Regions from separate parts of the Homo sapiens genome. Here all the other regions are linked to region 5. A link is a contact called in ENCODE Hi-C or POLR2A ChIA-PET data. All regions are on one chromosome and are shown on one strand. The core of a region is the stretch at or near the end of the contact, and the rest is flanking DNA. Distances in the headings are between cores, read along the strand shown. Region 1 holds the start of PAK1 (p21 (RAC1) activated kinase 1). Region 2 holds the start of PPME1 (protein phosphatase methylesterase 1). Region 3 holds the start of RNF169 (ring finger protein 169). Region 4 overlaps PAK1 (p21 (RAC1) activated kinase 1). Region 5 holds the start of UVRAG (UV radiation resistance associated). Region 6 holds the start of CLNS1A (chloride nucleotide-sensitive channel 1A).

What was found. Hi-C counts contacts between places; a loop is a spot of excess contacts on that map. ChIA-PET counts read pairs that join two places held with the same protein, here RNA polymerase II (POLR2A). Pooled maps may share reads with other maps.
Region 1: a loop to region 5 is called in a map of CD8-positive, alpha-beta T cell, with 14 times the contacts of the local background. The contact joins the promoter of PAK1 here to the promoter of UVRAG in region 5. A Hi-C loop is called at or near these places in 1 of 168 maps with a recorded cell type or tissue (CD8-positive, alpha-beta T cell) and 4 of 50 pooled maps. POLR2A ChIA-PET finds 5 or more read pairs at or near these places in 2 of 52 experiments (PC-9 and T-cell).
Region 2: a map of CD4-positive, alpha-beta T cell shows a loop between it and region 5 (6-fold over the local background). The contact joins the promoter of PPME1 here to the promoter of UVRAG in region 5. A Hi-C loop is called at or near these places in 2 of 168 maps with a recorded cell type or tissue (CD4-positive, alpha-beta T cell and naive thymus-derived CD4-positive, alpha-beta T cell) and 12 of 50 pooled maps.
Region 3: a loop to region 5 is called in a map of CD4-positive, alpha-beta T cell, with 4 times the contacts of the local background. The contact joins the promoter of RNF169 here to the promoter of UVRAG in region 5. A Hi-C loop is called at or near these places in 2 of 168 maps with a recorded cell type or tissue (CD4-positive, alpha-beta T cell and naive thymus-derived CD4-positive, alpha-beta T cell), 1 of 37 single-sample maps with no recorded cell type and 8 of 50 pooled maps.
Region 4: a loop to region 5 is called in a pooled map, with 5 times the contacts of the local background. The contact joins the enhancer-like site here to the promoter of UVRAG in region 5. A Hi-C loop is called at or near these places in 2 of 37 single-sample maps with no recorded cell type and 3 of 50 pooled maps.
Region 6: a map of CD8-positive, alpha-beta T cell shows a loop between it and region 5 (6-fold over the local background). The contact joins the promoter of CLNS1A here to the promoter of UVRAG in region 5. A Hi-C loop is called at or near these places in 2 of 168 maps with a recorded cell type or tissue (CD8-positive, alpha-beta T cell and naive thymus-derived CD4-positive, alpha-beta T cell) and 5 of 50 pooled maps.

Annotation. Positions count from the first base shown.
Region 1 is chr11:77,472,633-77,477,151 of GRCh38, reverse strand. It overlaps PAK1 (p21 (RAC1) activated kinase 1), which reads left to right and starts at 3,058. Exons shown (of 15, transcript NM_002576.5): 1 at 3,058-3,600. RefSeq lists silencers at 2,824-3,183, 3,414-3,463, 3,484-3,793 and an enhancer at 3,034-3,950.
Region 2 is chr11:74,169,065-74,174,043 of GRCh38, reverse strand. It overlaps PPME1 (protein phosphatase methylesterase 1), which reads right to left and starts at 2,755. Exons shown (of 14, transcript NM_016147.3): 1 at 2,522-2,755. The coding sequence starts at 2,622. C2CD3 (C2 domain containing 3 centriole elongation regulator) reads left to right here and starts at 3,042. Exons shown (of 33, transcript NM_001286577.2): 1 at 3,042-3,306. The coding sequence starts at 3,252. RefSeq lists enhancers at 1,961-2,883, 2,661-3,110, 2,884-3,807.
Region 3 is chr11:74,746,065-74,751,006 of GRCh38, reverse strand. It overlaps RNF169 (ring finger protein 169), which reads right to left and starts at 2,158. Exons shown (of 6, transcript NM_001098638.2): 1 at 1,625-2,158. The coding sequence starts at 2,126. It also overlaps the pseudogene RPS12P22. RefSeq lists silencers at 1,384-1,483, 1,494-1,753, 1,784-1,933, 2,107-2,327 and enhancers at 1,301-1,894, 2,044-2,133.
Region 4 is chr11:77,446,975-77,451,341 of GRCh38, reverse strand. The region is part of intron 1 of PAK1 (p21 (RAC1) activated kinase 1); the gene reads left to right. Among named protein-coding and RNA genes, the nearest start is that of PAK1, 25 kb to the left of the region's middle. RefSeq lists enhancers at 1,848-2,277, 1,857-2,627. Within about 2 kb of position 2,206, at least 3 of the 41 ENCODE cell types and tissues checked have a DNase peak (open chromatin) inside an H3K27ac peak, as active enhancers do.
Region 5 is chr11:75,813,237-75,817,743 of GRCh38, reverse strand. It overlaps UVRAG (UV radiation resistance associated), which reads right to left and starts at 2,534. Exons shown (of 15, transcript NM_003369.4): 1 at 2,220-2,534. The coding sequence starts at 2,336. It overlaps UVRAG-DT (UVRAG divergent transcript), which reads left to right and starts at 2,947. Exons shown (of 2, transcript NR_144531.1): 1 at 2,947-3,281; 2 at 3,883-4,230. RefSeq lists a silencer at 2,211-2,410 and enhancers at 2,706-3,000, 2,871-3,300, 3,224-4,423.
Region 6 is chr11:77,635,493-77,640,266 of GRCh38, reverse strand. It overlaps CLNS1A (chloride nucleotide-sensitive channel 1A), which reads left to right and starts at 2,473. Exons shown (of 7, transcript NM_001293.3): 1 at 2,473-2,677. The coding sequence starts at 2,553. It overlaps LOC107984369 (a long non-coding RNA gene), which reads right to left and starts at 459. Exons shown (of 3, transcript XR_001748072.1): 1 at 322-459. RefSeq lists enhancers at 2,332-2,571, 2,226-2,745.

The DNA.
Region 1 (4,519 bases), core at 1,809-4,308, 1.7 Mb before region 5:
CAGCTTTGGTGGACAGTTTCACTTCTCATCCTGCTAGCAATTCCTAGCATAGAGCAGTCACCTTTGATTAGAGATTGTATTAGTTTCTTATGGATGCTGTAACAAATTATCAAACACAAAGTGGGCTTAAAACAATACACATTTATTTTTATTTTTTTATTTTATTTTTTGAGATGGAGTTTCACTCTTGTCTCTAGGCTTAAGTGCAATGGCGCAATCTCGGCTCACAGCATCTTTACCTCCTGGATTCAACCGATTCTCCTGCCTCAGCTCCCGAGTAGCTGGGATTACAAGCATGTGCCACCACGCCCAGCTAATTTTGTATTTTTAGTAGAGATGGGGTTTCACCATGTTGGCCAGGCTGCTCTTGAACTCCTGACCTCAGGTGATACACCCGCCTCGGCCTCCCAAAGTGCTGGGATTACAGATGTGAGCCACTGTGCCTGGCCAACAATACACATTTATTATTTCACAGTTCTGTAGTTCAGAAGTCCTAAATGGATGTCAGTGGGCTAAAATTAAGGTATCATCAGGATACCATCTCTTCCTTTCCAGAGGCTCCAAGGGAGGATCCATTTTCTTGCCTTTTCCATTTTCCAGTCTGCTCCCAAAAGCTGGAGAGTCCCTTTCCCCAAATCCTCAATTTACTCACATCTGCAGAGTCCTTTTGTCATGGAAGGTAACATATTCATAGTTCCCAGGGATTGGAATGTGAACATTCCATTGGATGAGCCATTATTCTGCCTAGTGCAGAGATCACGAAAAGACAATCCAGATTAGAGTCAATTTACTGGGTTAGGATCCTGGGTTAAGTTACTTAACCCCTCTGTGCCTCAGTTCCCGCATCAATAAGATGGGTGAGGATAACAACAGTATCTACCGTAGAGGGTAGAGGTTTAAAGACAGTGTTTGTAAAGTGCTCAGAACAGTACCTGGCACATAGAAAGAACAATAGGAACATTTATTAAATACATTTTTTTTGAGACAGAGTTTTGCTCTTGTCACCCAGGCTGGAGTGTGGTGGTGCAATCACAGCTTCCTACAACCACCGCCTCCTGGGTTTAAGCAATTCTCCTGCCTCAGCCTCCTGAGTAGCTGGGATTACAGGTGCCTGCCACTACGCCCGGCTAATTTTTGTATTTTAGTAGAGATGGGGTTTCGCCATATTGGCCAGGCTGGTCTCAAACTTCTGACCTCAGGTGATCTGGCTGCCTTGGCCTCCCAAGTGCTGGGATTACAGGCGTGAGCCACCGCGCCTGGCCTTATTAAATATATTTTAACAACATATTGATACTTAGGTATATGTCAAGCACTGTTTTAGGTGCTGAGGATATGGAAAGGAATATGACTTGGAACTCAAGAAATTAGATACACAAATGCAGTTACTTCCATAAAAGGCATAGAAATACTATAGAATTACAGTTTTGTTAAGGCTTAGGGAAACTTTAGAAATATTAGTCAAATGAATATGAATATGAATATGAATGACATTTGAGCTCAGCTTTGTACAATGAATAGGTGTTGGCCAGTCAGCTAAGTAGGGAAGAGCTTGAAGACATGAAGAAATGTGTATTCAAATAACGTTAATATTTCAGTGTGCTTGGAGCAAAAAATAAATGATGTGAGACAAAGCTAGAAAGGCTAGTGTAAGCAGTCAGGTAATAAAGTGCCAAGTTCAGGAGTTTGAACTTTATCCTGAAAGCAATAAAATCCTTTCGGTGTTTAAACGGGAGGACATCATCAGATTTGTGCTTTTATAAGGCTACTCAGGTAACTAGTGAGAAAAATAGATTGAGTTTGAAGAGACTAAAGGTTGCTCCAGTTGTTCAGGTGGTGGTAGTAGAAGACGACACAGGCAAGGACTTGAAAAATATTTAGGAGAAGCTACAAGACTTGGTGTCCAACTTGATATGGATGTTGAGAGAGGAAGAACGGGGAGCTATTAGTATGTCTAGGTTCCTGGCTTAGGGGATTGTTGAATGGGTGGCCCATTCATTGAGAACGGAAAGGAACGTAAGAAGCAATTTTGGGGGGGAAATAATAATAATAGCCAACATTCTAAAGGGCTTGTTACTATTACCATGGTAAAACTGAGGCTTAGGAAGACCTAGTTAAGGTACTACTTATTATTACAGAAAAATTACGGCTTAGAAATGTCAAGGTCCTATCACTAATATTTGAATAGCTAGGATTTCAAGCAAGGCAACCTGATTCCGGACTCTTAGCCTTTCTAATGCTGTCTCAGTTTCGCACATGTTGAATCTGAGGTACGAAGAGTATGCAGGTAATGCTGCTCGGGAGGTATTGGGAAATACACAATCTGAGCTCAGGAGAAAGAAAGCTTTGGGTCGAAAGTACCCTCCACGGTAGGGGAAAAAACGTGAAAGGAAGCCCATTCTTTTCGTATGTCAGTTCACATTAGTTCAAACATCTCCGTTATAATTTCTTTGTCTTCCTCCCACCCCTGCCCCCTCTCCCACAGAAAGAAAACATAATACATGTCTGGCTGTGAGATCACACGACATCGGATAGTTTTCAAATTCAGCCCTTGACAACGAGCTCATAGATGCGGTGGTGCTTTGTTAACCTGAAAAGGACCCTCAGCGCCGGAAGTTAGCCGTCTTTCTCCATCCTGACTACTACAGTAGCCCTCCCAGAAATCGTCCCAAAATTGTCTGATAGAAAGGCTGCACGGAAACAACCCGCCACGGACAGCGGACCGAGAACAGTGACGCGACGCGATGACGTCACGCAGCAAGCGGGTGATTCCCCAGCCTCTGGCGTCACGCGCCGATGACGTAATCCCAGGCGTTCGCCCTCATGCGGGCCAGGGTTTGGCCTCGCTCCCACGGGTCGGTCAGGCCCTCCCCGCCCCCTCTCACCTGCGGGAGGCGGGGCGGGCACGGCTCCACCGGAGCCGCAGCCGCCGCCGCCGCGCCGGGGAGGGGGAGTGGGGGAGGGGGAGGGGGAGAAGGGGAAAGGGCAGAGGGGAGGAGGAGGCGGGAGGAGGAGGAGTAGGGGAGCCAGTGAACTAGGCGGTCAGGCCTGCCGGGCGGCGTACAATAGCGCGGCTGTGGGCGGGGGAGGCTGCCCTCCCGCGGCTGCAGCCGGAGCCGAAGGTGGTGGCTGCACAGTAGACGCCCCCTCACGGCTTCCCCCACACGCTCCCGCCCCCTCGCTCGCCCATCGCGCTTCCCTCACAGGCTCTGCAGTCCTCCCCCACAGACGCCTTCCCCCTTGGACTCTCATTCCCTTTTCCACGGAGCCCCGCGCTTTCGTGAGCCCCCTCGAGGAACCTGGTCTCCGCATCCAGTTACCACCTCCTGCCTCAGAGGCCATCTGAGCCCTTCGCACCTCGCCCCTCAGTCCCCCCTTCCCCCCCCGCCCGCGTCGCCTCGCTCCCTCCCGCCCCCCCATCATCCCTTCCCTCGCAGTTCCCCTGTCCTGAGGGGAGCCCCGCCACGGGCAGCGCGGCGGCGGCGGCAGGAGGGAGAAAGTGAAGCGGTAGCTCGCGCACACTCGCGCCCTCACTCCCGGCTAGGCGGCACCCACCGCCGGGAGGAGGAGGAGGAGCCGAGAGGAGCTGAGCGAGCGCGGAAGGTGAGAGCGGGCCTACCGCCCAGTACCCCTCGCGTCCCGGGCTGCCAGGGCTGGGGCGCGGGGGTGGGGACGGGTGGAGTGGGGGTCTGGGCCCATTTATTTCGCGTTGCGGGGCCGGGCGCCTGGGCGGGAGGAGGCGCCAGGTAAGGTGAGGCGGGCGGCGCCCCGCGAGGCCCGCTCCCGTCGGGCCAACAAAGGCCCCCTGTGCGCGTACCGGCGGGGTCGCGGGTCTCAGACGCCGGGCGATTCGAGAGACCTGGGAGAGGGAAGGGGCGGGGCGGGGCCAGGCCAGGCTGGAGCCGGGAGGCCACACGAGTACCGGTCCGGGACCGAGTCCGTCCCGAACTTCGCAGTCCTGCGGCGCTCACCCTGTCCCGCTACGAGGAGGCACAGCAAAGCGGCGCCCAGTTCCTTCTGCATGGAATAAATGACCCCTTCCAGGCTTGGACAGTCACCTTTAGGGTTCTACTCCCTGAAAAATAAGGGCTGGTAGGACTTGACTTACGCAGCCCCTCCCCCACCCCGGAATATTCTGTAACTTGGGAAGTGAAAAACAACCGGGGAAGGAGATTTATAGTTATTTTATGTTCATTATTACGTTTGAAAAGACATGATTGTTGTAGCCTTCGCTATCCTATTTCAGCAGTACACATTACTGGGAGTGTTTTGGAAGAATACTTGAGAAGTAGTGGGTGTGGCGTTGTGAGCAACGTCCTTGGTTTTTAAACCCCTTGGATAATTGTTCTACTGTTACAAAAACTGTGAACAGTGAAGGGAAGGGTTAGTTCCGTGGTTACTAATAAAAATTCAGATTCATTAGTCTTGACTTTAAGAATTGTTCCTGAGAACAATCTTTAATTTTGCCTCCTACATTTTTGGGTTCTCTTTCAACTCTGTCAGGAGAAAGTAGGAATTATCA
Region 2 (4,979 bases), core at 1,506-4,005, 1.6 Mb after region 5:
AAGCCTGCTTATATACCAATAAAGTAGAAAAGAAAGATACGGGAAAATAAGCCATTTGAGGACCACACAAATATTCGCCAATATATGCTCTTCTCTTCACAATACTATCATAAAGAAAGGCCTTTCTAAAGAACTTTCTTTTCCAGGATAAGCAGTTAACCTAAACCAAGAAGACCAAAGCATCTTTTTAAAAAGGTAAGTTGTCCAGGCACAGTAGCTCACTCCTATAATCCCAGTACTTTGGGAAGCCAAGTGGGGCAGATCACTTAAGGCCAGGAGTTTAAGACCAGCCTGGCCAACATGGCGAAATCCCCTCTCTACTAAAAATACAAAAATTAGCCGGGCGTGGTGGTGCATGCCTGTAATCCCAGCTACTTGGGAGGCTGAGGCACAAGAATCACTTGAGCCCGGGAGGTGGAAGTTGCAGTGAGCCGAGATTGTGCCACTGCACTCTAGCCTGGGCAACAGAGTGAGACTCTGTCTCTAAAAAAAAATAAAATGAAAAGTAATAAAAAATAAAAACGATAAATTACTAACAATTATACAATCTTCTAATCAGCAGATTTTCCTTTTTTTTTCTCTCAGTATCTTCATTCAGTTCTTCAATCTTCAGAGAACTTGTTTCTCCAAGATGAGAAGCTGAGCTCTAATTAAGCTTATCTAAGGAATGTATAATTATTAAAAATCTGATTTTCTTATGTATTTGTATAGAAGGGTGCTGGTATACTGAAAAATCAAATTTATTTTAAGAAAGGCAGCAACTAAGATATTTAACAACAATTAATGTTACATTAATATTAAACTCCAGGTTAGTTTTCCCAAATAATGTTATGGGTCAGTTTCCAAATTCTCTTTATTCATGTTATAGTCCAACTTTTCTGTCTTCCAAAGCCAAAACAATCTTCACTTTACCTTCTATGTAGCCTTCTACCTCTATTGTGCGTCTATCTCTCTATCTCCTCCTGCTAAAGTTTTCTCATTTTTCTACTGCGTATCATAGCAGGTCTCCACTCAATTCTTAGTTTCCTTCCCTGGTTTTTCCACCCATTTTTCCCATTCCTTTACCCCACTGTTTTATAGGATTCTCCTTTCTTTTCATCCCTAGGACTTACTGTCACAGTACTGCATCTCCTACTCTCGCCTCCTTTTTGATAAGTTTTTACACATATTACTTCTTCAGAACCTAAGGTTTCTCTTCTGTAGTCCTTTTTCAAAGAATATCTACCAATTCATCTCTAGAATCCCAAATATACTCTGGAGCCCTCATACCTAAGTATCTTTCCTACTCCTTTTCTCTTTACAGTCACTAATTCCCAGAATCCTGTTTGAAACTACAAATATCCCCTCAAAACCAAATGCCTATTCAATTCTCTCCACTTTCCAGCAATTACTTCTCCCATGTTCACCTCATTCTTTCTCCTCGGCCCAAGTATCCCCTAACCTGGCACAAGCCATTTAACGATCTAAAATTCCAAAACCTATCTCTTCTACATGGCTCTCCTTCCTTTCCAGCAAACTATTTCTCGAACTCCCAATGCTTCACTAATTCAAAGTCTTAGGCCAGTACGTCGCTTCCCTCAGATCTACTAGCCCAGCAAAAACTGATTGCCCAAATCTTCCTCTAAGCTTCCCAGACCTTACAACTGCAGCACTTCCATTCACCAAACCGTATTTATAGTCATCTCTCAATCTTTAGAGCCTATGGTCACTCTGTAAATTCTTCAGTTCTCTCCTTCTTCTCTCTCCCTTATCCTGTCCAGCTTCTCACTCTGTAAATTCTTCAGTCCTCTCCTTCTTCTCTCTCCCTTATCCTGTCCAGCTTCTCAGCACATTCCTACTACCCTTAACAATCTTCGTGGCTATGTTCTCCACCTTACCTTAGGCCTACTCCCTAAACTTTCTCATTCTCCCTTAAGAGACCTAATCTCACCTCTCATTCGCTGAATCTGTCTTTACACCTCTGGGAATTCTCTAGAATCGTCTGCTTCCTAGTTCTCCTCTTTCCTTCTCCAGCCCTGTCTCGAGTGTTTTCTACCCCCCTCAGCTTTTCTAGTATCTAGTTCTCACAGTGCAGATATTAGAACTCTGATAATATCTACTCCTCCCAAACCTTTCCTTAGTTGTTGGCCCAATTCCCCTCAACTTTTCTCTCAGTCATTCCCCACTTCCCTCCACCTTCCCTGGCCGATTCTCCTCCACCTTTGTCACCGTTCTACTCCCTTTTCTAAGCCTCCTTTATTGTGGAAGTGATTCTCAGATCCCTTATGTTAGTCTCTCAGCTTCCCCAACCTTTGCCTCATTCCCCTCTCCCTTCAACAACGTTATTTTTCCTCCAATTTCTATTGACTTGGCGCCTCCCCTAGTACCCCAATCTGCCTTCTACTCCATCTAAATATCTCCAGGCCGCCAACATTTTCTCCTATCAGTAGACTCCTTTCCCGTGCCTCTATGAACGCCCAGAGATACCATTCTCCAACGGCTGGGGCCTGGCCCATAGGGAGAAGGGGTATGGGTCACGTACCCCATTCGCATCTTGGCTCCGCTCTGACTGCCCCCGCTGCCGGGTAGAGGTGGGCGAGAGGGAAGGCGGCCGAGGTGCATGCTCTTTTCGAGGGCCGACATCGAGGGGAGGCTGCACGCACGTAGTCAAACAGTAGGCGAAGCTTCGTCCCACGTTGAGTGTGGCCCAACCGGTCACGACTCGCTCCCCTAACGACGCCCTGTCGCCTTTGGACAGCACCCAGCTACCCGTAGCACCGCCTACCGCCCACCGGCTCCGTAAACTCCACCCACTCGCTTCAGCGCTTCCACCGGAAGTGCGCAACAGCACTCATACAAAGGAAGCTGGGTAACAGAGTATGAGAACTCCGCAGACTCCCGGCTGGGAACCCGACGACTTTCACCGGAAGGAGGAGCGCTCTTCAGGGCAATGCACCCTGCGCAATGGAGTCCACAAAGGGCGCATCCCTATGCGCTTGCGCAGCTGGAGGCGCCCCCCAGCCAACCCCGGAGAGGTATTGTAGCAAAGCGTCCTGGGTATTGTAGTGTATTGGAGGGAAGGCGTCTTGGCGCCTTCTCTTCGCACCGTTTTCCGGAGACTGTTAGAGGAAGAGTCGCTTTTTCCTGCCTCCCAGGCTGCCCAGCGGCGCCGGTTGCCGGGGAACGCAGGCGCCGTGGGGAGGGATGGCGGGAGGATACTGCTTAGGTGCTGGAGACGGAGTTGAGCTGGTGAAGAAGAGCTCGGGCTCATCATGAAACAACGAAAAGGCCAAGGGTCTGGGGGCAGCCGTGGGCGCAAAAAAAGAGGTAACCTGAGCGATCAAAGATTGAGGAAAGCGTAATAGGAGAGCAGGGTGTAAGGAATTTTAGGGAGACCCGCACCCCCGCTGGATAAACAAGAAAAGGGACGTAAGAAGGAAGTAGCCAGGGAACCAGAAGGTTAAAAGGAAGGGCAATTGGCCCTCCAGAGAATAGAAAGGAATTAGGGGCTGGGGTAGGGGCCACAGACAGGCGATTAATGAGATGAAGGTTACCGGTAGGATGACTGTAGAGGAGAAGAACAAACAATGATGGGATTGGTTTTGATAACGAAGTGAAATGTATGTGTGTGTGTAGCTTTCGAGGTCCACAGGGACAGGAAGAAACATAAATTGGCAAAGGGATTATATCATTTGTTGTGTGATTGTGGGCAAGAATCACGTTTTATACATTACTGAATGACCAAGGATTAGTACAAAGCAGGACTCGGTAAATGTTAGTTGAATGAATGAAGTATGAAGGGCTGACTATGAGCAGGAGTTGGGAAAAATAATTGTAGAGTATAGAGCCGGGAAGAGTGGGGAATGACAGGTGTGATAGGATTGGAGTGGGGGTAAGGGCATGACGATCTCCTGAAGGACCTGAGATCATGAAAGAGTGTGCAGCAGAGAGTCCTCATCAGGTTAGCAGCTCAAGGAGACACAAGCTCACCGAGTAGGGGATGTTAGCTGCAGTGAGAACAGTCAACCTAGGAACCCAGGGCAGATCAGGAAACTTGACATTGAATCTCTACAAGACTGCCTCGAAGGGAAAAAGGACAGTGGGTGACCCTGCCTTTTTGCATTGTAGGCAGTTTAGCGAGAAAAGAAGTATTGGGAACAGTGATAGGACATTAGGCCATTGGGTTGAGGACTGAAGCTACAATCTGGGAATTACTCTTATCCAAGCTGTTTAAAGATTACTAAGGCAGTTTTGAGATACTGACTTTCCTGCCAGGAAAGATAGGAGGATCTGAGACTGAAGCATACTAGTGCTCCCTGTGTCAAAACAGTTAAGCATGTTTGGTTGATAATCGGAAAGTCAAAGTAGAAATAATATAACATAGCATAGAACAGAATACACTTTTTGCTATACCATTTCCATATGTAGAAATGTATACACAACTGTGTATAATTTTTATGTTGAAACTATCCATAAGGATTATGGTGGGTCTTTTCTCCACTATAGAGGGCAGAGGCGGTGTTTGCATTAGAAGTCCAAATAATTAGTCCTGATCTGATACATTCCATATATTTTCTTCTTTGAGGCATAACCACTCCTCAAAGAAAAGTCAAAGGAAAAAAAAGGTATAAATAATATAGGAATGGTTTCTTAAATCTCCTTTAAGTTTTCCCGAAAAGGTACTATGAATGAAAGACAATCAGGGTCATTAAAGGAAAATTTTTTAGAAAGTCATGATTAATTGCTTTGTTTACACTTTAATGTCTTTATGAAACCCAATAAATACTAAAGCCAATAAATATATGAACCCAGCACTGTGTTAAAAATAGTGGCAGAATCTGAAGATTAGATAGTCTGTGTCCTCACTGACTGTGTGATCTTGGCAGGAAAGAAAAGTTACAATTTAAGACGTTCTTCATTGAAATGCTGAGTTGTATGATATAGTCTAAATCGTTTGTGAGTGAAGGGAGTTGTTGCTGTTTTATCGTTAGTGATTTTTT
Region 3 (4,942 bases), core at 909-3,408, 1.1 Mb after region 5:
CCCAGCTACTGGGCGGAGGCAGGAGAATCGCTTGAACCTGGGAGGCAGAGGTTGCAGTCAGCTGAGAGATTGGCCACTGCACTCCAGCCTGGGAGACAGAGTGAGACTCAGTCTCAAAAAAAAAAAAAAAAAAAAAAAAAACCTTGGGAGGCCAAGGCGGGCGGATCACAAGGTCAGGAGTTCAAGACCAGCCTGGCCAACACAGTGAAACCTCATCTGTACTAAAAATACAAAAAAGCCGGGCGTGGTGGTGGGCGCCTGTAATCCCAGCTACTCGGGAGGCTGCGGCAGGAGAATCGCTTGAACCTGAAGGGGTGGTGCACAGAGGCTGCAGTGAGTGGAGATCGCACCATTACACTCCAGCCCGGGCGACAGTGCGAGACTCCATCTCAAAAAAAAAAAAAAAAAAAAAAAAAAAGGTGAGGGGAGTGACAAGGAACATAGAAAGTAAGATGCAGGTCCCCCTCAACCCCAGGAATAAAATAGCCCAATATCCTAGGACAGTGACAGGTGTCTCTGGCGGCTTGAATCAAAACAGAGTGCATTCTAGAACCTGTGGTTTCTAGAAGCTGCACTTGTATACACAAGCAATGCCTCTCTTTCCTTACCCAAAAAAACACATGGCAGAATTCCCAAAACAGAAGGTACAAATATCTGGCCTTTCGTGATTTATGTTTCTTGAAAATCTCATTCTAGGTAAGCATTTTTTATCAAACAGAGCTGCAGATGTTATGTTGACTGGGTGTGTCCCCAAAAGAATCCTAAGTTATAACAGTCTTATTTTATACAGGGCACTTTGCATTTCAAAGCTCAGAACCGAGGAATAGCAGGCTGCTGGTGTTAGGGGAAAGAAGTTCAAGGCAAGAGTCCTACAACAGACTTTTAATTGCCAGCAAGCCAGTAGGAAACCCATACTGCCAAGGAGATAGAAGCAGCCCCTGCCACCCAACCTTTGTTTCCAAAACTTTTAAACCCAAGCCAGCTTTTCTGTCAGGCACTACTGGACTTAGTAGTACTAGTATTACAAATATAAACGACAGTCACTTACTGCTTCCTCACTATGTGCCAAGTTCTGTGCTAAGCATACATTTTCCAAAATGTATGAAAACAACTGCACAAGTGTGCTCCCAACCCCCTCTGCTCTCGAGTCTGAAAAGCTCCCTTCACATCCTCAAATTCAACCTGTTCCCTAAACTCCGGATTCTCCACACCCTTCACTGACCCTTTCAAGGCCAGGAGCCACATCTCTCCAAGCAATATGACCCCCAAACTCTTCATCCAACATTAAACCAAGCACTTCTCTGATCCAAGGCCCCTCCCACTCCCACACACCAATTCCAACCTGCCCCTAACTTGTTCCAACAATTCTGTTTCCCTCCAAACTTCGGACTTACGTAAGGCACAGGGTGCCCTCACCGCCCCTCCGCATGCAACGTGCCTGTCCTTCACTCTGAAGTTCAAAATTCACAAACACACTGCACCTGGGTAGAGCCCGGGTTCTAATCCCACGAGAACTCTCCACACCCGCCCGAGTAGGGCCCGGGACTCTCCACCCCCTCACCAGGCCGGGCCGGGGCGCGCTCGGCCTCGCTCCAGACCCTAAGGGGAAGTGGGGAAGCTCCACCTGGCTCCGCAGGCGCGGCACGCGGCTCCTGCTCTGGCCTGGGCCCCGCGGCAGCCGCGCCCCCGTCCCGGCGCGGGCGGCAGCGCTCGGGTTGGCTGCGGCGGGCGCACTCGCCCAGCACCTCTGAGTCGGCCTGGCCGTCGTCGCGGGCCCGACGGCGGGCCCAGCCTGGGCCGCGGGCGCGGCAGCGAGGGCAACCCGGGCCCGCCGCGTCGGCGGCGCGTTGGGCGCAGCCTCGGCAAAGCGAGTGGCCGCACGGCAGGGCCGCTGCTTCTCCGGGGGGCTCCAGGCACCCGGCGCAGCCCGATTCCTCCGGCCGCGGCGGCAGCGGCGGCTGCAGCAACGGCGGCGACAACACCAACAGCGAAGGTCCAGAAGCCGGGCCTGGGGCCCCAGTCTTAGCTGCCGCCGTCTCGTCACAGCGGCCCCGCCGGCCCCGCCGACTCAGAGCGGCTGCTGCCGCCGCGGAAGAGGCCCGAGTACTCGGACCTGCAGCCGCCATCTTGTTTCCCGTTTGAAGGGAGAGTCGGTTGCGAGGGAGAAGAGTGGAGGGCGGGGCAGTACGCGCGGTGGGCAGTGCTATCTACATATTCATGAGGGGCGAGGCTTCTGTGAGCCCAAAGAGGGTTCTCCTCAGACCTGATTGGCCAGAGGGGATACTTCATTAATATTTATTAGTTATTCTTTATTATGCGGTCATCAGCCGCACTCTCGAAAAGTCCTTGCAGTTTCCTCTTACTGAACTGAAAGAGGTGGGAACTGAGGGGCTTTACTGGCAATTCTGAACGATGTTAAACTTTGATACACGTACTTATCCTGTAATGCCTTGATAACTGAGGAGAAAGTGAGTGGGGAATATGTGAGTTACTCAGAAACCTGCCTTAGTGTTCATTTGATATGAGGGCCTGAGCTCTCTCCTAAGGATGGGGGTAGCTTTGTGACTGAAACCAGGCCCACCGTGGTAACTAACTGCCAAAAGGAGCAGCCTCTTGTCAATCCTACCTCCTCATCCTCTCTCCCCATGTCCCTTCCTGAAACTGCCCCCCTTGGCTGGTAAAACCACACTTTCCTGGTTTTTTTCCCAGGCTCTTGGCTCCTTCTCAGTCTCCCGTGTTTGGTGCTTCCATGTGGGTGTTCCTCTAGGCTTAGGCCTCAGTCCCCTTCTCACTCTGCGTGCTGCACTGGTCCACATTTTCTTCCCTCAGGAGCTCCCAGATTGCTGTCTGCAGCCCAGGCCTCCTGAGTCCAGCCCTCCATATTCAACTGCCTGATGGAAACATCCTCTTAGATCCCTACATTCCTCATGTACAAAACTAATGTCACTGTCTCCCATCCTCCTTTCAAAACTGCTCTTCTTATTTCCTTCATTCTATGAAAGGTCCCATCCTCCCAGGTACTCAAGCTCCAAACCTAGTCATCTTGAACTTCTTCCTTATCTCCCACAAACCATCAGTTATTTAGTCCTGTCAATTCCACTATCAAAATGACTATTTCCCCACCTCTTCATCCCATTCCCACTGCCCAATTCAGGTCTAATCATCTCTCATCTAGATTACTGCAGTAGCTGCTATAGATTGATTGTCTCCCCTCTCCCAACCTCTTTTCTAATCCATCCTCCACACTCTTCGAGTTGCTTCCTATAGGCCAGCTCTGACCGTGTCACTCCTGCTTGAGCTAGGGAGAGGTGCTTGGACTTTGATGCTAGTGCCCTTTCTAGATGCAGAGGTTCCAGGAGAAAGAATGACCCCTCTCTAATGGAAAGGTGGTTCTGCTACAGTAGTTCTCCCATTCTTTGCTTTCTTTGCCCTGGGATAGATTTGGAGCAGGGCAAAGAATGGGAAGCATTAAATAAATGGCATTTCTTAGTGGAAACCTTTATAGGATAACACGAGTTTTGTAAAGAGAGAAAAATAAAAAAGCAACATAGGCTGGGGGCGGTGGCTCACGCCTGCACTTTGGGAGGATGAGGCAGGCAGATCGCTTGAGCTCAGGAGTTAAAGACCAGCCTGGGCAACATGGTGAAACCCCATCTCTACAAAAAATACAGAAATTAGCTGGGCATGGTGGCACTCACCTGTACTCAGGAGGCTGAGGCAGGAAGATCACTGGAGTCCATGAGGTTAAGGCTGCAGTGAGCCGTGATGGCACCACTGCATTCCAACCTGGACAACAGAATGAGACATTGTCTCAAAAAAAAAAATCAACATAATATAATAGAAGGCATGAGAAGCCCTGGGTTTTGATGAGATTGCCCAGAGCTAGCGGTAAACCAATCCAGTGCCGAGTGATTGATTAACTCAGAGAGCAGGGGGAAAAAAAGGTGATGGATTCCCAAGATAAGAACCAGATGGCTAAAGGACAGTCAAGAGTTGAAGAAAGGCCAATGGGTGATTAAAACAAAGACCTGTTTGCATAGAGACCCAGACAGAATCCTGCCAGACACAGAAGTATGGCCTTGGCTAGGCTATCCTTTATCCATGGGTCCTGCCCACTTCCATCCCAACTTAAGGTTCTTGAGGACATTTTTCCCGGATTCTGACAAAGGAGATCTGTGATCCAGAGATCAAGCCAACCATCATTAGAAATGGGACCATTTGTGCAGGCTGTTCACTCTCGATGGTTTGGATCTTTTAATCTGTTTACTGTTGGAGGAGCTGAGCCACAGAAACATAGCATGCTTTCTTGGATACAAATAAATATAGAAAATTTCCTTTAGCAGAGGGAAAAAGCAAGAGGTCTGAGTAGCACTGGACCAGAAGCCAGGAGATCTGGGGTTGGTCTTGGCCCCTTCTAACTCACTGTGTGATTTCAAACAGCTAACTTCCTTCTGGGCCTCAATCTCCTCATTTTTAAAACAAGAGTATTGAAGGCTTGGTGCTGTGGCTCACGCCTGTAATCCCAGCACTCTGGGAGGCCGAGGCAGGCAGATCACGAGGTCAGGAGACCAAGACCATCCTGGCTAACACGGTGAAACCCCGTCTCTACTAAAAATACAAAAAATTAGCCGGGCGTGGTGGCGGGCGCCTGTAGTCCTAGCTACTCGGGAGGCTGAGGCAGGAGAATGGCGTGAACCCGGGAGGCGGAGGTTGCAGTAAGCCGAGATGGCACCACTGCTCTCCAGCCTGGGCGACAGAGCAAGACTCCATCTCGAAAAAAAAAAAGAGTATTGAAAGTCATCAGTTCTCGCCCTTTCCCTCCTGCCGCCGAGTCGCGCGGAGGCGGAGGCTTGGGTGCGTTCAAGATTCAGGTTCACCCGTAACCCACTGCCATGGCCGAGGAAGGCATTGCTGCTGGAGGTGTAATGGAGGTTAATACTGC
Region 4 (4,367 bases), core at 957-3,456, 1.6 Mb before region 5:
GTCTTCAGAGAAAAATGAGGCTTTCCTCTGGGAATAAGGAGGGTACCTCTTGAATGAGGATCTGATTACCTGCTTCAGGGGAGAAGGGTGAGGGGAAGCTGAGAGTGAGAATACTTTCTTGCGTCTGCTGTTTTCTCATATGCTAAGATGTCATATTTTGGGGTAGCATGTCTTGAACCCCATTATAAAGAATCAAAGTGGTGGCTGGAACATAATAGGTAGTCAGTAAATGTTTGAGATATTCTCAGAAGACTTAGTTCTGTCTTCTCAAATGGTTTCCCTAAAGTCTTAAAATAAATACATCAGAACTTCTTGTTCTGTGGTTTTAAAGTGTTTTGTGGAGTTTGATTCCAGAGGCTATAGGTGGTGTAAGGTATGAGCTTTGCTGTTAGTCAGATTTCCATTCTAAACTCCTGTGGCACATAGGCAAGCTCTTCTGCCCAGAGAAGGGCCTCTAGAGATGGCAGGTTTTGTGGTAAATGGATTGAAAAAGAGGAGGAGGAAACTTGGTAACTGGGAAACTTGGGTCACTTCTGCAGGCAGTTGCAGCCCACTGAATAGCAGTATGTCAGGACCTTAGTGGTGAAACCATTTTTCATTGTGATCTCTGTCTCTGTTATTCTAAGTGTCTCAAAAACTGGAACCATGTCTAAGTCCTCTGCTGTTTCAACACCTGACCCACAGTAGATATGCCAATGTATTTTTTTGAAATAATATCTATCTAAAGTGGAGAACTTCTGTGGCCCATAGAGTTCCATAAATCCCTAATGGCTCCTAATTCTTCACCCCAGCTTCACCTTGCAGAGATATTTGTATTTAACAAGGATTTTCTAGTCTTTAATCATAAGGATTTGCAGGATTTCAGGTCTTGGGTTTTTTAGGCCTTGCTCTGCTGCCTACTTCCCTTTGCAAATATGGTCAGGCCAGACAGCTATTTCCTTCATCCCTAGTCATTGTGTGGGACCTGCCAGGTTCTTTCGGGTTTTTAATGCTGGGGTGGTATTTGTGGCTTTAATGCACAAGAGTTGGGGAGCATGAAACCCACATGATCAGGTAAACATCATTCTCTCAGTGGGTCCAGGGTTATGAGAAAACATAATGCTGGGATGTTCTTTCTTCCCAACTCTACCCCTAGAATTGATACTTTTATGTAAGCCATTAATTCAGTAAATACCTTCTGAGCATATATACTGTGGATCAGACATTCTGCTGGGTGCTTTAAATAATTATCTTTCCAAATACTCACAAGTTAATACTTTGAGTTAGACTGAGGGTATTGCCTTCAATTTCGCAGAAAAGGAGTCTGAAGTTTAGATGAAAGGAAATGACTTGCCTTAGCTAGTAAAGGGCAGACCCAGGATTTGAAACCAAGTCTTCATGACTAAAAGATAATCATTGATTGTCATGCTTGTCTATGCTTTCAGAATGGGAAGCTCCTTGAAGATGCATGTCTGATTGAATTTTTGCTCCCTGTTCTCAGCACAGGGGCTAAAACAGAATTTTTAAAAAATTGAATATGTAATACATTGGAAAGTCCTAGATAGAATAGGGGAATTGGGGTGAGGGTATTGAGAAACTGTTTCCTAGTCCACATTATTTCCCTGGAGAAGCTCCAGTCCTTAGGGTGATTTTTTTTTTTTTTTTTTTTTTACCTATAGGATTGAAAAGGAAAGCATTATTCATTCCAGCAACCCATAAGGAAAACTAACACAAACATTGTAATGCTTTAAAGATCTTCGTGTCTCATTGGGAAAATAACACCTCCTTCACTGTGTTATTTTGAGGAAAAGTGAGATGATAAAAGAGTCTGCCTGAACTCTAACGTTTTATGTTAAGTTGTTTTCATGCCTGGCTTTACCTGCCCTATCCCCTTTCTGGGCTTCAGTTTCTCTATGTGTACAGTGAGATGTTGAACTGAATGGTCTTGCTGCTCTTCCTTCCTTCATTAACATGAGAACAGATAGTTGATGCCTCTGATGTTCATGTTGTTCCCATTGCCCTTTTCTCTTTAAGCGCACTGCCTAGTTTCCTTTAAAGTCGTTGCCTTCTTTAGTTTTCTTTTTAAGCTGTTTCTGTGTGGGCTAGTGTTCCCTTTTGAGGTTGAATTGAATTGTGTAAGGCCTCAGGAAGTGGTGGAAGCACCTTCCTCAAACCTGGTTGCACCAAAGGCCCATCAAGTCAAGTCTTGTCCCCAAAGAGGAAGAGAAAGCCTGGGGTTCTTAGCCCAGGCTAAGATTGAAGGAGTTTCTCTTTCGAGCTTTCTGGGTTAATTTCAAAACGTACAGGAGGGACATTTTCTTTTAAATTTCAAACACTCACCCTGTATATCATTAATATTCCTTAGCCATTTTTGTATAATATCATTTTTTAATTTCTATCCACCTTCTTAAATCTGTCCCTTGGGTCAGACAAAATGAATTCAACCTTTCCTCCACATGACAATTCTTTATAATCACAATAGTGATTTTATTACTGTTCTTCTCCAGCTAAATAGTTTCAAGAGTTTCTCAAATGACTACCTCTTTTTGCCTATTATACCACTTTGCTTTCCACAAAAAACTTCCCATGGGTAGTCCCTTCCTCATGCTAATCTTATTTCTGGTTCTGTATAACCTATCACTTCTTTGTAAGTTTTCACACTATTGCTGAAATAAGCCAAACATTCTTTCTCATGTTCCCTTAACTTGGGTCTCATAGCATTTTGTTTGTTTAACATGTTTTCCTTTGCTTGCTGTCCTTACACTCAACAACCTTCAAGACCAAGTTCAAATATCTGTCTCTGATGCCTTCTCTGACATTGTCCTCCTGTGCCAGGCAGAATTAGTATTTCTTCCTTCAGTGTTTATGTGTTACTCTGTTGTAATGGCTATGACATCATTTCTTATATTATATTTGTACTGTGTTATATTTTGTGTTGTACTGTATTGTAATTAATGTAATTTGTATATTCTACCTCTCCTTAAACACTTCTTCAAAACAACCCTTCCAAGGTTAGAAATACGTAGCAAATACCAGGTGGTCAATAAAAGAGGAAAGTACCACGCATTGAGTAACTTACTGCTGTGCAAGTTGCCTAATAAATATTCCCAATCCTCACAACAGGTCTCTGACATATTTTTCCATTTTTTCCCATATGAGTCTCCCATTTTACATATGAGGTAATTGAGGTCCAGAGAGATTAAATGATTAATTTCTGATCTCACAGCTGGTAACTCAGACAGAATTGGGATTCAAACCCAAGCTTGCTGATTCCAAAGCTTGAGTTGTGTTTGGAACTATTCTTCTGACTCCTAATTCAGTATTCTTTCTGTGCACATCAAAAACACACAAATTGAGTATGTAGATGTGTTTAATGCAGTGATGGACTAGAGTTCAAATGGGAGTGTGGTGGAATGAGGAGCAAATAGCTGTGGTACTCTCATAATTGTGTATTAAGAAATAGCCCTAGAGTTATTAATGCCTTAATTGCAACTGTAGGCAATTCTGTAATTTGGCATTTTAAAATGAATCTATTTTGGCTGGGCATGGTGGCTCACGCCTGTAATCCCAGCACTTTGGGAGGCTGAGGTGGGCGGATCACCTGAGATCAGGAGTTTGAGACCAGTCCGGCCAACATGATGAAACCCCCGTCTCTACTAAAAATACAAAAATTAGCTGGGCGTGGTGGTGGGCGCCTGTAATCCCAGCTACTTGGGAGGCTGAGGCAGGAGAATCGCTTGAACCCGGGAGGTGGAGGTTGCAGTGAGCTGAGATCGTGCCACTGCACTCCAGCCTGAGCGCGAGACTTCCCCTGAAAAAAAAAAAAAGAATCTGTTTCATCTTGTTAGCAGATATAACAACACCTACCTTTGGACATGTTCTGTTCTAAAAAGGGATGAAAAGCTGCTTCTCTCACACTACCACGGGCAAGATAGATGAGCTCAGCTTTGACTTGAAACAGTGTTAGTGCTTATGAAATCTTTCGCCTCCAAGTTTTGTCCTATTTTTGTTAGGTGCTGGTAACCTACCTTTCAGAGCTATAGAATCAGACAATGGGAATAATGGGATTCTTATCCCAACTATTTGAACAGGTTCTCACCAGGGAGAGCCCAAACACAAAGGACCTTTTTGGAGTTGGTAAAGAAGGCCAAAATGTAGACCCTGGGAAACACCTCTGCCTCCTTGTTTTGTGGCATGGGCTGCTGATTCATCCTATATTCTTTTAAGTTGGCTAATAGCGGATGTGTTATAGAAAGGTAACAAAAATAGGATCTAGCTCTTCTTATCTCTGTGTGGTTTTGGGTAAATGATTTATACTTCCTATGTCTTTATGTGTTTTAATCCAGTGATTCTTTCCAGGTGAAGGGATCCTGTTGTACAGGGACCAC
Region 5 (4,507 bases), core at 1,285-3,784:
ATCTGGGTAGTACTTACATAACTGTTCCCTTGGTGACAATTCATCCACTGAATACTGATAATCTGTGTACTTTACTATATACAGATAAAACTTCAACAAAATTTTATTGATATTATTTATACACTAAAAATCTGAGCATTTTGACCCCAAAAGATAAATTGATGTCAACTGCAAAAGTAAAAGTGCTTTGTTATATAGGCTGCCTTCCAAGAATTCAAGGTTGACACCCCCAGAAAGATGTAAATAGCATACTCGGCACTCATATAGCATTCAGCTGTACACTTAAGCCACTATATATCCCTCGGCACCAATCCAAAAATTTCACAAACACTAACAAATGAGGCTGAAATTATTCCATCAACAGTTTGTTTGCATTAGTTTTCCCAGTGTTAAACTGTGAACTGTTATCAGAGAATAGGCTCCATGAAGTAAATGATGCTTTCTCTTTCCTAATCCCACACACTCTCGAAGCTCCCCCAAACTAAAACCTTCTTGGCCCCTGAACTCCTTAGGACTTCTCCAGGGTGTTTCTAACGGTGCTCCCTATTCCCTCTCCCAGTAACCACTCTCACACTCTACCTCCCACACATACAAAAACTCACATTAATGCTCACTCCAGAGACGTGTCTCCCTCCCTAGCCAGACTTCTACCCTCTCCCTGTATCTCACAACACAATCCAAACCCCCACTACCCTCAAACTCCCACTATTCAGAAATTCCCTGCCAACAGCATCACAAAACCAGGGCACATGGTATCTTTTCAATCCTCTTCGGTAGTAGTCACACAAAAAGCCGTTGCTACTGTAAGCTCTTCTGCCTGCCTATTCAAAGGCAACCACAGTGGTTATTATCTCCAACTCTTCTCTTCCCTTTAGCCCCCGCCTCCTTTACTGCACTCAAATCCATTTCACTTTTCAACCACTCTCTCCCCTACAACCTCTCCCTTCCTCTTTCTGAATCCTTCCTAAGTCCCACTGGTAGCTGATGGAAAGTTGGAGGGGTGTATGAAAGAACTCACTCTGTCCTGTGTAAAGGTGGTGGAGGAAGGCTGCCCAAGTCTCAAGCACGTGCATGGCTGCAGAGTCAGACACTGGATTCTGCAACCCAGCCCCACCACTTACTAACTGGAAGGCTCTGGACAAGCCTCAGTTTCCTCAACTGCCAAATGGGGGTAATAAAAACAGCTATCTCACAGAGTTGTGAAAATTCAGTGAACTAATGGCCACTGAGCCCTTTGCACAAATCCAACACGGTAAGTTCTCAGTAAATGACAGTTTCTCTAGATCCTCTTCTTGGCAGGAGGAATAAAGGGAGAGGGTGAAAGGTATTCTTTAGGTCTCTTTAATGCTAAGATTCCTGCAAAATCTCCCCTTGGGGGACAGAAGGAAGGCAACCGATATAAGGAGGGAAGTACTCTACAGATATGTGAGTGAAACAAAGAGTTTTGTCACATCTCCAAAGTCAGTGTTTCCCCCTTCTTATCTTCCTACAACGCAGAGCCAAGAAGTCCTCAAAGCCCTTCCTAAAGGATGGAGGAACACATGAATATATACATCAAATCCTCCTTCCACAGAGACTCACTGAAGGGAATGAAGAAGGAAAAAGTCCTCCTAATTATTAAGATGCGTTCCTTGGGACTCGGAGAATTAGGAAGGAAACCCCCAAGTCTTGAATACATTTCTCTAAAGAGGCCGAATACTTAATAATCAGGGGAGATTAAAGCAAATGGTAGACACCCTAAAGTCTCCTCCAGGGCTCTTGCACGAAGAGTACAAACTGGTTTCTCCGTAAGCGGGGATGGCCAGGTGGGGAAAGAAAGGAAAAGTGCTTTCACTATGGCCCGTGGGACACAGGGGGTTCCCCGGGTCCCTTCCTGGGCGGAACGAGGGAGAGGGTCTGCGCGGGGCAATCCCCGGCTCCCTGCGTTGGGGGAGGCGGCCTCGGGCCGGGGCCCCAGGGACTTGAGCTGGCTGGCTGCTTGTCCCTTAACAAGCCCATCTCCTGTAACGGGATTCTCCTAGGACTCCGGGATCTCCCGGAGGTTCGGCCATCACTGGACCCCTCCCCGCACAAACCTCCTGACAGTCTTCCTCAGTCCCGCGAGCCCTCCGGGTCCCTGCTCTGGGTGTCCCGGCTCGCGGGGTCAGCCCGGAGCCAGCAAGCTCTCCACGCGGGCCTGCCCGGGTCCCTCCCGAGTGCTGCGAGCCGCGCGGGCTTACCTGCTGAGACGGCAGCTCCACATGCAGGGCCCGCGCGGCAGAACCGGGAGGCAGAGCAGCGGCCGGGCCCGGGGGTGGCTGGGGGACGGGGCCCCCGACCGACGCGGAGGCGCTCATCTCGATCCAGGGGCCGCCAAGCGGCGGGGCGGGCACTCTTCCGGCATCCGCCGCCGCCCCCTTGCCACCACCTACCAAGCCCCTGCAGCCTAGAAACCCGCCACCCGAGAGGCACTACTGCTCAGCCCAGACAGTAGCCGCCGCCGCTGCCGCCGCTGCCGCCGTTGCCGCCGCTGGCTAAGGAAGAGCCATATTACCGCAGTGCAACCCCTCCACCCCGCTGAGACCCGGAGCGCTCATTGGCTTAGCCCTCAAGGGGGCGGGACCCAACGGCAGAAAAGGGGCGTGCTATTGGGTAGAAGGTCTGTCCATCGCTGGCATTACTGGACTTGGGGGCGGAGGGACTCAAGGATGGCCTCAATTGCGTCTGTCAAGCCGGGGTGAAACCTGGGGCGTTGCTTCTTTTTTTCCCAGTCTAATTGGTTCTTTTACTACCAACGGGCAGAGTCTCCTGGTGGAGGCGGAAGGGCCATTGCAAGAGGTCGCTGTCAATTGTCAGTAAAGGGAAAGAGGGGTGGGGTCTTGATTAGGTAGAGCGCGCTTCTGGGCTCCGGTGTCACGTGCAGGAGGCGGGAGAGTCACCTGATTAGGGAGAACCGGTCTTCTGAGCCACTTCCGCCCTCACTGGTTGCCGTGGTAACAGGCCTCCGGTGGAGGGCGGGGACCCTCGGAAGCCAGCTGGGTGGCGATCGCTTGTCTGCCTTGGCAGGCCCCTTGTGCAGTCTTTTCCCGGCGTGAGCGTGCAGGGATTGAAAAGGAATGCTTTATGGTTCAGCAGAGAGCCACCACGCAGGATGCACTGGGACCTGAGAACCGTCGGGCAGTCCCACGAGCTCTTTCATGACCAGCTCCAACCGACAAGTACACGCCCCTTCGCACTCCACTAGCTAGTAAGCTGAGCTACAAGGTGTGCCAGGCACCCAGGACGCCGATTCACCGCTTCAGGTGGGCTGTTTGTGCTGTGTCCCCAGAAAGCCTTTGCTACTTATCCATCAGTCTTAGCTGGGGCAGGAGTCCCTTCTTCCAAAAGGCTTCTCTGAGCCTCTCTGGGACCTTGAGTTAGGAATTTTGACCCTACCGTGGGTCTGGATTATTCTATTAATTTTTTTTAACAGTGCCTCATTCTTTCGCCCGGGCTGGAGTGCAGTGGCAAAATCACGGCTCATTGCAGCCTCGACCTCCTGGGCTCAAGTGATCCTCCCACCTCACCCTCCTAAGTAGCTGGGAATACAGGCACATGCCACCAGGCCCAGCTAATTTTAAAATTTTTTTGTAAAGATGGGGTTCTGGCCATATTTCCCAGACTAGTCTCAAACTCCCAGGCTCAAGCGATCCTCCAGTCTCGGGCTCCCAAAGTGTTGGGATTACAGGCATGAGCCACCAGGCCTGGCCACATTGTCTTTTAACACATGTAAGCAGCCACCCTCCTTCCCACACACACACAAAATACTGTGAATTCTTCAAGCAAAAGGACTTTGTCTGATTCATCTCTGGATCCCCAGTGCCTGACAGAGAATCAGGAAATTTTTTTTTTTTTTTTTTGCAGTGAAGGCCCAGCTCAAATGCCACCTCTTCCATGAAGACTTCCGTGATCCACAATGATAGCATCTCCAGCAATTGCTTCTATAATGAATAGCATGAGTCATTCTGCAGGATGTTGATCTTCCTTTTTTTACTCCTAGACTGAATTTTTCCACCACCTGGATGAACATAGCAGAAAGAACATAGTGTTTTAGAGTCAGACACAATAGGAATCAGGCACTTTGGAATCTTGGCTCTACCACCTTTGAGCTATGTATCCCAAGGCAAGTCACTTCCCCTCTCTCAGCTTTAAAATAGTAATAGGATTGCTGTAGGGATTAAAGTAAATCAACATATGTAAAGTGCCCACACAGGACCTGGCATATAGTAGTTGCATTTTAAATTTTTTAAACAAAATGTAAGCATACTATCTTTCCAGGGTGTTCAGAAGCCTGAAAAACACCTTGGATCTTTTCTCAGAGCTGGATCACAAAGATGTCACACTGTCTCCTGTTCTGACACACTGAGTGGTTCCTCATGGCTGGAGCCTGGGGCGTGTGGTCAGGTGTTTGTTGAGAAAGGAGTCGCTTGATCAGGTGTTTGTTGAGAAAGGAGTCACTGGGAAATCCCAAATATTATCTGATTGAACT
Region 6 (4,774 bases), core at 1,224-3,723, 1.8 Mb before region 5:
AGTGCAGGTAAAGTGCCTGGAAGAGAGCCTGGCACAGAACACTCGTTAACTTTAGCTACCATTATGACGATTTTGGAAGTCTTTCTTCCTATTACTACTATACTCTTTAGTGCCTAACGAAGAAACAAAACATCAATTGCAATTTTGGTGGATTAATTCCTTTCCAGTCAGTGCCCCAGCTCCTTACTGATGTAGCTAGCTCTTCACCCTGCCCTTATTAACCCTTTATACTTATCTGCCCACCTGACACGTGGGGACGTGGCTTGTGCACTAGGGCAGTATAAGGACCTAGATTGATGTATGCTACTTGGTTGTGTATACCTGAGATGTGAACAGTCCCAGGAGATGGGGACGGGGTGGCCAGATCAGAACATCATAACCGAGTTGGGAGACTTCTGAGCTCCAGATGAGTGGTCTCTATGTCCTATGCATCCTTTGGCAAGGGACTCCATGTATTAGTCTTTCTCTCTTTGTTTTTTTTTTTTTTTTTTTTTTTTTTTGAGACAGTGTTTCGCTCTTGTTGCCCAGGCTGGAGTGCAATGGCGTGATCTCGGCTCACCGCAACCTCCGCCTCCCGGGTTCAAGCAATTCTCCTGCCTCAGCCTCCCGAGTAGCTAGGATTACAGGCATGCGCCACCACGCCAGGCTAATTGTGCATTTTTAGTAGAGACGGGGTTTCTCCATGTTGGTCAGGCTGGTCTCGAATTCCCGACGTCAGGTGATCCGTCCGCCTCGGCCTCCAAAATGCTGGGATTACAGGCGTGAGCCATTGCCACCGGTGTATTACTCTTTCTCTATTGCAATTCCCCTGTCTTGATAAATAGGCTCTGTCTAAGCAGCAGGCACGGTGATCCCATTGGGCAGTTACAACAGGGTTGTATGTAACTGGGTTACAGGGTTGTAACAGGGTTGCTGCTGTAATGGCCCAATGGGTTCACCTTGCCTGTTGCCTAGACAGAGCTGATTTATCAAGATGGAAATTGTAACAGAAAAACAGTAATTCACGCAGAGCTGCTGTGCAGGAGACTAGAGTTTGTTGTTGTTGTTTTGAGACGGAGTCTCTCTCTGTCGCCCAGGCTGGAGTGCCAAGGCGCGACCTCGGCTCACTGCAAGCTCCGCCTCTCGGGTTCACGCCATTCTCCCGCTTCAACCTCCCGAGTAGCTGGGACTACAGGCACCTGCCACCACGCCCGGCTAATTTTGTTTTTGTATTTTTAGTCGAGACGGGGTTTCACCGTGTTAGCCAGGCTGGTCTCGATCTCCTGTCCTCGTGATCTGCCCGCCTCGGCCTCCCAAAGTGCTGGGATTACAAGCATGAGCCACTGCACCCGGCCTAGAGTTTTATTTTTACTCAAATCAGTTTCCCAGAGCATTCAGGGATCAAAGTTTTTTTGTTTTTTGTTTTTTGTTGTTTTTTTTTTTTTTTTGAGACGGGGTCTCGCTCTGTCGCCCAGGCTGGAGTGCAGTGGCGCTATCTCGGCTCACTGCAAGCTCTGCCTCCCGGGTTCACGCCATTCTCCTGCCTCAGCCTCCCCAGTAGCTGGGACCACAGGCGCCTGCCACCACACCCGGCTAATTTTTTTGTATTTTTAGTAGAGACGGGGTTTCACCATGTTAGCCAGAATGGTCTTGATCTCCTGACCTCGTGATCCGCCCGCCTCGGCCTCCCAAAGTGCTGGGATTACAGGCGTGAGCCACCGCGCCCAGCCAGGGATCCAAGTTTTTAAGGATAATTTGGCAGGTTGGGGAAGGCCAGTGAGTCAAGAGTGCTGATTGGTTGGGTGGGAGATGAAGTCACAGGGAGTTGAAGCTGTCCTCTTGCGCTGAGTCAGTTCCTGGGTTGGTGGGGAGGGGGCACAAGATCACATAGCCAGTTTATCCATCTGGTGGTGCCAGCTGATCCATCAAGTGCAGGGTCTGCAACATATCTCAAGCACCGATCTTAGGTGCAGTTTAGGGAGGGTCAGAATCTTGTAGCTTGCAGCTGTAATTTCTAATCTAAACCATAATTTCTAATCTTGTGGCTGATTTGTTAGTCCTACAAAGGCAGTCCAGTCCCCAGGCAAGAAGGAAGTTTGTTTTGGGAAAAGGCTGTCATCATCTTTGTTTTAAACTTCAAACTGTAAACTAAGTTCCTCCCAAAGTTAGTTCAGCCTATATCCAGCAATGAACAAGGACAGTTTGGAGGTTAGAAACAACATGGATTTGGGTAGGTCAGATCGCTTTCAGTGTCTCAGTTATAATTTTGCAGTGGTGGTTTCACTGTGACAATCCTGAGGGACTTCCCACAGAACCCTCAGTTATTGAAGCCCAAAGCCTCAGAAATGGCGAGGAAGAAGGGGAAGGGTGTTGCGCGGTCAAACTCCACACGTTCTTAGCCGACCTCCGCCGCTTTTCCTAGAATGTCTCATCTCTATGGTCGACGGCGTTCAGATTCCGGGGCAGACTAAGTTGTTCTTCCGGGGTGACTGCCTCTTCCAGGGCGGGCGGTGTGGTGCACGCATTGCTGTGCTCCAACTCCCTCAGGGCCTGTGTTGCCGCACTCTGCTGCTATGAGCTTCCTCAAAAGTTTCCCGCCGCCTGGGCCAGCGGAGGGGCTCCTGCGGCAGCAGCCAGACACTGAGGCTGTGCTGAACGGGAAGGGCCTCGGCACTGGTACCCTTTACATCGCTGAGAGGTAGGGTTCCTGGTCCCCAGCGCTGGCCTCCTGCGCGCCGCCCTCCTCCTTGCTGGAGCAGGCGGTGCGAAGGAGCCGGGCAAGGGGCGGCCTGGAGGCCTGCTGGGAGCGGGGTCTCGTGCCCGACGCCTCAGGGATACCTGTAGCGGGTGGAAGGCTCGATTTTTCTAGTACTCCTCCGGAGTCTTCCATTCTCTGTTTTCTCCGGCCGGAATTTCCCCTTATGGATTGTGCTTTTTTTTTTTTTTTTTCTTTTTTTCCTCTTTCTCTTTCTCTGTCTCTTTCTCTCTTTCTTTCTTCTTCTTTTCTTTCTTTCTTTCTTTTATTTTCTTTTTTTTTTTTTTTTAACTCGCCTATTTACTGGAGGTCTGGCGCGTGCGTTGCCCTTAACGCACGGTCTGGTTTTAAGGGTCTGAAGTGTGCCTGTCTTTCCGGATGAACAGATGCAGGAGATGTTCCCCTCTCTGGGATACGTAGTTTCAGAGCCGACTGTGGAGGACTTTTAAAGTTTGGTTACACAATAAAGATTTTCTTCTGTAGGTATAGTAAGGAGAGGAACACCCTTAACTCGACACAGACAGGGGTCATATGCAGAGGGACCAGACTCCCGTTTTGGGGTCCTGGAAGGAATTGCCCTTTTATTTGGCCACGTGGAGCACTTTGGTATTTTGACAGTCAGATAGATCTACCGTAAATATTGTGGTTGTAGAACAGAGGTCCCTGTTTCCTTGACATGCAGTTTTCTTTATTTTGAAGCCTGTAATGACACATCGAATCTTTCCTGCCCTTCAGATATGTGTTGCTTCCCCTTTTGCTCCATCACTTGTCTACAGCCAGAGAAAATTCTCTACTTTTAAGAGCTCATGTGATTACTTTGGAACCACCTGTAAAATCCAGGATAATCTCCCTATGTTACTGTCGACTGGTAACCTTAATTACGTTTGTGAAGTCCCTTTTGCTGTGTAATATAACATATTCACCCGCATGACACCAGAAAGTGAAGGTCGTGGGGCCAAAATTCTGCCTACTACAGAATCCAGAGCACAAAAACTGTAAAGAACCTCTGCTTTAAAGGGAAATTTAGACATTGAACAAGGTTTAGGCTTCAGGCCAGAAACTGAGATAGGACATATGGATGGGAGGAAAAGCAAGATTGAGGTGAGAGGCAGATAATGAGTTTGGTCAGGACATGTGTGGAGTAGTTGTACATATGACCGTGTTGGGCCGGGCGCGGTGGCTCACACCTGTAATCCCAGCACTTTGGGAGGCTGAGGCAGGCAGATCGCTTGAGCCCAGGAGTTTGAGATCAGCCTGGGCAGCATGGCGAAACCCAGTCTCTACAAAAAATACAAAAATTAGCCAGGCATGGTGGCGGCCTGTAGTCCTAGCTACTCAGGAAACTGAGGTGGGAGGATCACCTGAGCCCAGGAGGTCGAGGCTGCGGTGAGCCGTGATTGTGCCCCTGCACTCCAGCCTGCATGACAGAGTGAGACCCTGTCTCAAAAAAAAAATAAAAATAAAAAAAGAATGTGTATCTTGGGAAAGTGGTATTAAAGAGAGATGTTTGGAGGTCGTTAAAGTGTTAGTGTATACTCATGGAAATGGATTAGATATCTCAGAAGAGAAGAGGACCAAGTGTAGAACCCTAGGGATACGCCGACGGGTGGGTCATGAAAGAAGAAACTTGAGAAAGGAGGAAGGAGCAGTCAAAACAAAATGTGAAGAGCATATATTGAGTATTGACAAGGAGATCTTTGATAATTGGGGAAAGCAGTTTCTTTGAAGTGGTGGAAGATGGAGCACAGATACATTCCTAGTTCCCAGGCATTCCTTTTTTATTCATGACATTTCTGTATGTTGACGCTTCTTTCAGTATTATAACTCCTTTTGAGGGACAGTCCTGTATTGATTTTTGCATTTAGAAGAATTTCAAACCTAAGATCCAGTGTGGTGGCTCACGCCTGTAATACCAGCACTTTGGGAGGCTGAGGCGGGTGGATCACCTGATGACAGGAGTTCAAGACCAGCCTGGCCAACAATGTGAAACCCTGTCTCTACTAAAATACAAAAATTATCCGGGTGTGGTGGCGTGCACCT